Regions from separate parts of the Mus musculus genome. Here region 1 is linked to region 2. A link is a contact called in ENCODE Hi-C or POLR2A ChIA-PET data. All regions are on one chromosome and are shown on one strand. The core of a region is the stretch at or near the end of the contact, and the rest is flanking DNA. Distances in the headings are between cores, read along the strand shown. Region 1 holds the start of Spaca9 (sperm acrosome associated 9). Region 2 holds the start of Tsc1 (TSC complex subunit 1).

Region 1 (4,745 bases), core at 1,946-4,445, 58 kb before region 2:
GCTCTGGGCCACAGTCAGGATGGTGTGGTGTAGAGGGGGCGGCAGCTACTCCACACTGGAGCGAGTGCTCACCATTATCATTGTTCCTGCGCAGGTGAGTGATCATGAAGCTGATGGGGTCCTCCGGCTGGTGGATCAGGAGCTGCTCCAACATGTTCTGTGGGCACAAACAGATATCAAGAGGTTAACACCTGCAGGGACCCTGGTTGCCATGGGGACCACCTGTTGGAACATCTGCTGGTGTCACTGGCAGCAGAAGCCTGAGGAAGCCCAAGCAGTCAGGTCCCCACCTCATCTCCCTTTGTGTTTCCCGCACAGTCTTCCCGAGGTCCTGCACAGCTGTCCTGTTGCAGCGCCTCAGTGAATGCTGGTCTTCTGCCTAGAACGCCTCTTGCTCCTTGACCTGGCTTCTTGATCATCAGCTCTCAGTGCACCAGATAAACCCCTGCTGCTCTCTGCTCCTGCACAGGCCTGCATGTGTACCTCTGTTCCCTGCCTCTCCTATTCCTGCTCGACACTCCATGGGTTTTGCGGTCCTCCCTGTCTACACAATTACAGTAGGTACCCAGTGCAGATGCTAGCCACGAAACGAAGCCCTCACTAGTGGCTGAGTCTCTCCAAAGTGGGACAGAATACTTATCAGCCAAGCAGTTAAATAGTCCTGGATGTTGGCCATTTAACCAACTGAGCAAACACGTCAGAGGAAGCAGTTTTCAGAGTGGCACACCAGGGAACTGGAGAGCTGACAGCAGCTGGGCTGCAGGAGAGGTAGGAAGGGCCAATGAGGACAATGAGGTGCAGAGTAGTCAAGAGCACCAATGGGGAGTCCTGTTTAGACTCTAGATCTCATCCGAAAGTCCCTCCTCTTCTTGGGGCCTCAGCCCTCCTTCCCCAGCCCCCTACCATTCGTTCAGTGGCACAGCTGGGCTGGCTCTGTGCTTAGAGATGTTGTGTTCACTTCTTGACTAAGAGGTTACACAGGTAACACATCTGCATGCTTCGGGCTGATAAGGCCATGAGTCCTTCTCAGGACAAGACAAAAAGAAGCCAAGTCTGAGGACAGTCTGTTATCACGGATGAACAGCAGTGGATCTGTGAATCCCATGAGAGCCACAGACATCTGATAAAACGTCACAGAGCTGTACACACCACCACAGAAACCCAAGAGCAGGTGAAAGGGGGTGAGATCCAGGAGAAGCCTGCAGTGGAGGCTCAAGCACTGCACCCACTTCTGCTTCACGGCTTTGAGAAGACCAAGGTTACACGGCCTAAGCTAGACAAGAGGTGAACGCCATTTTTATAACTTCCCAAGTCTAAGATTATTTGAAAATAAATGATAATAAGATAAAGTATTCTGGTTATCGCCCCACCAATCCAACAAGAAAGCAGGCCAGGATCATATATCACCCCTCTCGTGCCCCCAGATTTGCTGTTTTATTTGTGGCTGGCCACTCCTTGGTCTCCCCTCCATTAACACTTTCCAAAGGAGCTTGCTCAGTAGACTCAGGCTCCTTGGCCTGGGCTCATGTGCCAGCACGGTGTCCCCCTCCTTCTCTCTCTCTCTCTGTCTGTGTGTGTGTGTGTGTGTGTGTGTGTGCGCACGTGTGCGCGTGTGCATGCTAGGCTTGCAGTATAGGGTACTAGAAACTGAGCTCTAGTTTGCCTGCGGCCCCCAGAATCACTGACTGTTAGACAGCTCATCGGTCCAGCCCCTAAAAGTCACTTTCACCTCTGGAGAGCACAAGTCAAAAACTGGAGCACACATAGATGGGGATATGGTTTGGCTGAAGGCCACAGTTGCCTGGGAACCAGGACAAGCTGGGAGCTAGTATAAGGGATGAGGGACGAGGGCTTTCAAAAGGCCAATTCTGAGGATAGAGGCTATGTAGAAAATATGCTGCCCCAGAGGAGACCACCTGGATAGGGATGCCATCTAAAACTTATACGGTCCCCTACTTGTCCTAACAGGGTCAAAGACACCCTCATGAGACAAAACACATGTGTCTTTTGCCTGACGGCTGAGACAATCGGTTTGGTCCTGGGAACTGGAATTTCCCAGGAACCTCATGCCAGGAGAAGGAAAAGGCTGGCACCAGCCAGAGGGGCGGGTCTCCTGGGAAGTTTTCCTCCAACTTGTCAGACCACCTTGCAGGAGGGAGTGGAACGGAGACAGATATGGGTCAGTGAGGTGCGGGATCACACTAGACTTGTGTGGACCCCAAAACTAGCCCCGGGAAGCAGGTCACTGAACTTCTTGAACGTGTTCCTCCTTCCATTGTGGTCACAGGAAATAAGCCTTTCTCTGACTTTTTCTTTTTTTCTGTTGCTTATCTCTTTAACTGGTCTTGGAGTGAGGTGGGTGAGCCTAGCTTGTTAGGGCTTCCAAGGCCCAGCTTAGGTAAGACTCAGGGCTCAGGAACCGGCTGAGGTTTCCCATACAATGCCAGAAGAGGCCCTGGAGACTACTGCGCCATTTCACAGGTGGGGAAACTGAGGAAAGGGATTTCCCCCCAGACCATGCTGCCGGCCCGGCCCGGTAGCCGTATTCCCTATCCTCGGGCGCCTGATCACCTGCATCATCTCGAAAATGTAGTAGTCTTCCCCGTACTGAGGCATTTCCGGGGGAATGCGATGAGGGGCTGTGGTTGCATCCATGTTTCCGACAGCGCTCCGCTCCTTAGTAACGGCGTTGCTGGGACGCCAAGCTATGCGTCATCGGTGAGCGCCTCAGCTGGGGCGAGTCCTGGTCCCGGATTCCATCCACCGAGGTCCTGATCTGCAGTCGGCTCTCCCTCCCCAGGGCCACAAAGCAAACCCCAGAACGCCTGTGGAGCTACAGAGCAATGGGGGATCGGATGACAGAATAAATCCTGCTTCTGGTGTAGCCAACTGTGCGGATCTGGGCGCTGGAAGCTGACCCTGCTCCCTGGATCTCAGTTTCCCCATCTTTAAATGAAAGACGCTGGGGCAGACGTGGGACCGGTTTCTACAGGAGGAAAAGTCATATGCGCCCAGATCATATGGGGGTGGGGGTGGGGGGAAACTGGGCGGGTCTCCTGGTTTGGGCGGCCGGCCGAGTCATGTGACCGGGTTGCCATAGCACCTGTGGTCACAATCGGCCAAGCCTGCCTGGCCTCTATGGCCTCGACCCCGCCCACGCCCATTTCCTGAGGGGCCTTCCCGCCCTCGGGGCCGCACACCCACGGAGGCACTGCAAGCTTCTGGGCACTCTGTGAGGCGAAGGCCAGTCCAAGTCAAACCAGGGTAAAGGGGGATGGAGCGCCGGCGACGAGCTGGGTCGAAAACACTATGGGAGTGGGGGAGAAAGAGGTGGAGGTGTCCTGGCCTAGGGGGAGGAAAGCTGCGTGTAGCTGTGGAAGAGGCAAGGGTGGCATCGTGGAGGAAGGACTCTGTGTAGTAACCCAGAGGGAGGTACACACAGCCTACGATGATAGCCACAAGTCCAACTCTAGATGTTGTAAATTTGACAGATTTACAGTGAGCCTAAGTTTCTACCCTGAGCAGTGGGGAACACTCAGGCATTCCTCCCACAACTACCCTGAAGTCCCCGACAGTGACTGGCCTATAGGGAGTGGACAGTGTGGGTACATAGTGATATCTCACTTAATCTTTAGACTAATCTTAATCTCACCTCACTTTGGACAACAATCGTTCCTGTCTCACAAGTTTTATCTTTATGTATTAATGTGTATAAGGGTGGGACAGAGGAAGAGCAGAGGCTGGGAAAGGGACTTTGGAACCCTGGAGCCAGAGTTGCAAGCAGTGAGCCAATAGATCTAGGTGCTGAGAACTAAACCCAGGCCCTCTGGAAGAGCAGCAAGTGCTGGGGACCGAGTCACTCCTGCTCCTGTAGCTCACCTGTTTGCATGGGTCAAGCTGGAGGAGCTCTCAGGGGCTCCGGGGGCCACAGCACCAGGCAGTGTCAAGTCAGATGAAAACCTTCTGCTCCGAAGACAGACAAGACACTGCAGAATAAGACAGGCCAGAGGAGTTAGCTGGTGGCTTTGGGCAAGTCATTTCCTCTTTCTGGATTTCTTCCCTCGACAGCTGCTGGGCACAGAGAGGAAGTTTCAATAGCTTGAAGAGTTTCTATCCAATCCCCCACCTTTTACAGAAACAGAGGCTAAGGCCTAGCAAAGGGGAAAAGTCTTGCCCAGGGGCTGAGAATGAAATCAGAGGGAGCCTCAAGGCTGAGAGCTAGCGTTCTGACCTGGGATAATGACACCTGCCCATGTAAAGCCACAGCGCAGCCCTCTGTCCCCGAGACCTGCTTCCTCAAAGGCCTCAGGCCTCGGTAGACTTGTCAGCTGGGGAAGCAAAGATGAGGCCTCCCCAACAAAGAAAGCAGCAGCCACACTGCAGCTTGCACTGGGGGGGGGGGGGTTCAGTGTGCTTCCTGGACATTTTTGAAGTGGCTTTCGTCTCCGCTCATTTATTTTAAGCCCTAGGCGCTTTTCATACTGCGATCTAATCTTCTTTAGCAGCCTGGAAAAATACAAATCAATTAAAGCCTCAAACCTATGGGGTAATCACCTTTCCCTCCCTTCTCCCCCAGAGAGAGCAGCGCCTGCATCCAGGCCTTTCATCCACTCTAATTTGGCTGCAGAGGCCTGTGGTCAGGGGCCAATCACTTTGGATAGCTAGTTACATCCCCTTCTGTGACATCCCTGACGTGTTCATGTCACAAGTTGCTAGGATCAAGAACTAAGTCAGGTTTGCTCTAG
Region 2 (4,587 bases), core at 883-3,382:
TTACATATTCAGGTTTGTGCTAGCTCTGCCCTGGTCAAACTGCTCAGTTTTCTCTCACAAGTCTGCACAGAAAGCACCATACCACAGCATCCACAGGACCAGGTAGCTCTGCTCGTAAGCCAATGAGGAAGCGTGGCGCTGAGACACAAGCCTGCAGACACCAGCTTATTGAAAACATGCAAGAAACTGCCAGCCTGCTTCCTTCTACCTAGGAATTTAGGGGCATACCAAGTGTTCATGACACCAAGAGATGCATGAAGCTAAGAAAGCTTACATCATCTGCCCTTCTAGCCCCATGATGTAAGGGTGTTTTTAGAGAAGATATTAACTTTAGTAAGAAGGTATTTTCTGTTCACATCCTCTATAAATACCCCTTACATTTACACCAGGTGGTTACAAAAGTCTGAACAGCCTCGTTTGCCTGATGTATGACTGTTAAAGGGGCATTTCCTTACAAAACTCTAAATCAGTTTTCCTATTTGCATATCCCAGGTTTATTCAGCGACGCTCAAGTTAAAAATCACAGGTGGGTTGCTCAGTAAATCAAAGGCTCCCAGAAGATTAGGCTCTGTGAAGCTTCCTAGAATTTACCACTGCGCTTCCCCAGCCTGTTTGAATGCAGATGACTCCAACTTGATCCTAAAGTTATAAATCAAAATATCTCAGAAGAGCATTAGTCTATTTTAGTACTTTTACAGCTTACAATACGTAAAGTGAAGTGCTAATTCCATATTCGTTTTCTTAAGTAAGGATTTCAGCCTTTTTTTTTTCAGTGAATACCACCGGTTTTATGGAAAAATACAAAATACTTTGTAACCAAATTTGGATTACCAAATACACCGTGCTGTAAGAAACAAAAGCTTAAGACATACAAACCAAATGCACCCTGTTCAAAATCTCTCACCACACACACACACACACACACACACACACACACACATATCCCTACCTTGGCCAAATGATTAACTACACTCACTTAATAATAGGCCACCTTTAATCAAATAACAGACAAATGGAACCAGTCGGACTTCAATTCCAGTGCTGTCTCAGAATAGGGGGGTGTGACCTTGGGCAAATTATTCCACTCTCTCCAGGCCTCAGTTTCTTCATTTAGAAAGGCTGCAGACTGCTTCTCCTTTGTCCAGAACCAAAGACAGGATGGCTACCAAGCACTTTCAATAGTGCTCGGTCACACAGGCACCCCCTATTCCCCCTCTCCAAAAAACAAAAAACAAAAAAAAAACAAAAAAAAAAACAAAAAAAAACGATAGTTGCGATTACTGGCCGACCACACTCCACGCCATCCCCACGTCTCTCTCATTCCAAATCCAACACGCGAGAAGCCAAACTCTTCTAACCCACAACACAAAGAAAGTGCTTGGGTTCTAAAAAAGGTGTCTGGGACCGCAGGCAGTGGGTCCTCCAGGTCCTCAAATGAATGAATGAGCGTTCAGCAGTGGCTGGGCAGGTAGCTGTCGCTAACGAGCACCTCTGCCGACTTGGAGGTAACTGTCTTCCAGCATCAATTAAACACCCACAAGTACACCCAGAGCCAAGCACTCGGCCGTGCACACTCTCCCCGAGACGGCGGGCGCCGGGCAGCCTCCAGTGCCCACAGGCGGCCTTCATTCATTCTCCACCCCCAGCCCCGGCGGCTGCAGTAGAGGCTCGAGCCGCGACCCCACCCCCGGGTCCCCGTGCCGGGCCCGGGGTCTCTGACCTGCGCGGCGCACCCCCGCGGGAGCCTGTCACCGCAGCAAGCGAGGGGGGCGGGTTAGCGGGGCCACCTCGGGCCCGGAGCTGCAGCCAGCCATGCCATCGGACGGAGCAGGCCCGCCTCAGCTCCCCGGGGCCCCAGCAGCCCAAGCCGAGCCCTGCCGGAGCCAGCGCGCGATGAGGGCGAGGAAGAAGCTCCCCGAACCCCCTTCCCCGGACCCCCGACTCGGCTAACGCGCTCCGCAGCGCCCCACAGCGTGAGGTCACGCTGCCAGAGCTGCCCCGAAAAGCCCACAAGGAAAAGAAGGGGAAACACCCCCCGTACTCACCCACCGTCTCCTCCCCCTCAGCTGTTTACCTCACAGTCCCTCCAGCCTACAGGGCGCCGCCATCTTGGACGCGCAGCACCTCCCCCTGGCGTGAAGCGTCTCGAGCGGCGGGGGCCTCCGCTATGAAAAAGAGTCCCTATTCGGGTCTCTACTACGCTCCGAGCCTAATGCCAGATGGCCAGAGTCTCAGCCTCTCCAGACAGGACAGGATATACCACTTATGACGATACAAGCTGGCCGAGATAAATAAAACCGAAAGAGATTTTAATGTGGAGGCGGGGACGGCGGAAGGATCGTGAAGGTGGGAGCCCACTGAGAGATCTTGTGACTCTGAAGGAGGCCGAAAGAAGTCCCGGCGCAGAGGGCGGAGCCACGAGACCGGCCGAGGGGTGGGGTGGGGAGGGGCGGCCACGTGATGGTGACAGGAGGCGCGCGCTCGGAACAAGCACAGTCAAAAACAAGCTGGCAGGGCTAGGCTCAGTGGAGAGCGCTGGCCCTTTCGAGCCAGGTCCCTCTGTCTTTGGCACACCTGCCACCTTTGGGGTCTCCCTGTAGGCGTTCCTATTTCCAAATGAGCCTCTGGGATCCCCTTGGATGGACAGCCTGTCAATTGCAGCAAAAAGGATGGGGCTTTCCCCCACCACCACTTTTTCCTTTGCAGAAGAGTCTGTGGAGTGACATGTAGAGGCCAGCCTTAGTCAGAGGATGCAGTTTATGTTGTAAAGTCAGAATACCTTGATTTACTTGCATGCCATGACAAGGTGTCAAGTCTTTTCAAACCTTGCCGGCTGTGGTGCAAAGCTTTTTAGAGGGATATCAGAATGTATATAGTTTTCATTTGCTGTTATTTTCCTTATTTGTATTATTTTTTTAATTAATTATGTATTTATTAAGGTTTTCCAAGACAAAGTTTCTCTTTATGCTTTGCCCATCCTGGAACTTGCTCTGTAGCCCAGGCTGGCCTGGAAGTCAAGAGAGTCTTCTGCCTCTGCCTAGCTTTAAAGGTGCTAGCTTTAAAGGTGTTCACCGCCGCAGCTGCCCCAGCAGCCGCCGCCACAACCACCACCACCACCTGGCATTGTGTATTTTTTGTTTTGGTTTGTTGTTGCTGTATTTTGTTGTTTTTTGGTTTGGGTTGGAGTTTGGGGTTTTATTATACTTAAACTTATATAATAAGACCCAGTGAAAGATGATAAGCGGAAGCTAGAGAAATGGCCTTGCCGTTAAGAGCATTTGTTGCTCTTACAGAGGACCAGGGTTAGGTTCCCAGAACCCAAATGGCAGCAGCTCCCAACTACCTATAACTCCAGTTCGAGGAGATGGCGCCCTCGCCTGGCCTTCTTGGGAACTAGGACTTCTCTCCTAAGCATACATCCAGGAGGCTCTCCTTGTCCTTAAGATAATTGAGTTTGTGTACACTCACCCCCAAATTGTAGTCTTTCAAGTCGTGTGCATTGCACGTTGGATAAGCCAGGGAAATTATTAACAAATAAGTATTTTGTGTGTATTTAGTGGTTGCTTTGTATTGAGAGAAAAGCTTTGAGGTGTGATTAAATCGTAAACTCTGATTCTATTTGGGAAAAACAGGAAAAAAGGTGCACTTAATCTCTAGCTAAAACAGCGTAATTTTTCAACTTTTACCCTAAAATTATAATTTCAAGATGTTTAGACATACTGTATCTTGTGTTTGTGTACCCTCTCCCCAATATTATGGTTTATTCTTTAATGCCTTTTAATTTGGATATAATAGCTTGTACTTTAGATTTTGGTTGCTATCTTGCCAAAATAAGTGTTACTGTTTTTCAAGCTTGGCCCCCTTCCCCAATTGTCTTATTTAAAGAGAAAGTTAAACTCATTAAAAAAAATAATAATAATAATAATAATTGAGAGGAGGCAGAGGCGGGGCAGGCACCTTAATATAAATAAAACTCAAAGTACTTTAAAGTACCACAAGACTCAGTAGCACTGTGGAAATTCTATTTACTTCTGCGACAGGGTCTGAGTCTCTGCAGCCCAGGCTAGTTTTGAACTAGAGAATCTCTTGGCTCAGCCCTTCCCACTGCTTGGATTACAGAAGTGCGCTACTGTCCTAGTTTGCTTTCTGTTACTGTGATGAAGACCATGACCAAAAACAACGTAGGGAGGGAAACGTTTATTTCTTCTCACGGCTTGTAGTCCATCATGAAGAGAAGTCCTGGCAGGAACTCCAGACAGGGCCGTGGAGAAACAACGCTTCCTGGCTTGCTCCTTCATACAAAGCAGGACCACCTTCCCATACAAGACCCCACCCACAGTGGGCGGAGCCCTCAACCTCTGTTACAGGCCGATCTGATGGAGGCATTTTCTCAGCTGAGATGACCTCTTCCCAGATGATCCCAATTTAAGCTGAGTTGACCAAATAAACAACCTAGCCAGAACAGTTGCCTTCTCTCGGGTTGGATTTTACATAAAGGCTGATTTTTGTGAAATAGAAGTAGGAGAGGAGGCTGCAAAGAGAGTAAGATCCCAGACACGGGTGTTGAGGTTTATAAACCGCAGTAGT

What was found. Hi-C counts contacts between places; a loop is a spot of excess contacts on that map. ChIA-PET counts read pairs that join two places held with the same protein, here RNA polymerase II (POLR2A).
Region 1: POLR2A ChIA-PET joins it to region 2 with 20 read pairs in embryonic stem cell. The contact joins the promoter of Spaca9 here to the promoter of Tsc1 in region 2. A Hi-C loop is called at or near these places in 1 of 37 maps with a recorded cell type or tissue (T-helper 17 cell). POLR2A ChIA-PET finds 5 or more read pairs at or near these places in 3 of 5 experiments (Patski and embryonic stem cell).

The regions. Positions count from the first base shown.
Region 1 is chr2:28,698,101-28,702,845 of GRCm38, reverse strand. Spaca9 (sperm acrosome associated 9) reads left to right here and starts at 3,195. Exons shown (of 5, transcript NM_027283.1): 1 at 3,195-3,264. It overlaps Ak8 (adenylate kinase 8), which reads right to left and starts at 2,685. Exons shown (of 13, transcript NM_001033874.2): 1 at 2,572-2,685; 2 at 73-157. The coding sequence starts at 2,655.
Region 2 is chr2:28,638,778-28,643,364 of GRCm38, reverse strand. Tsc1 (TSC complex subunit 1) reads right to left here and starts at 2,132. Exons shown (of 23, transcript NM_022887.4): 1 at 2,075-2,132.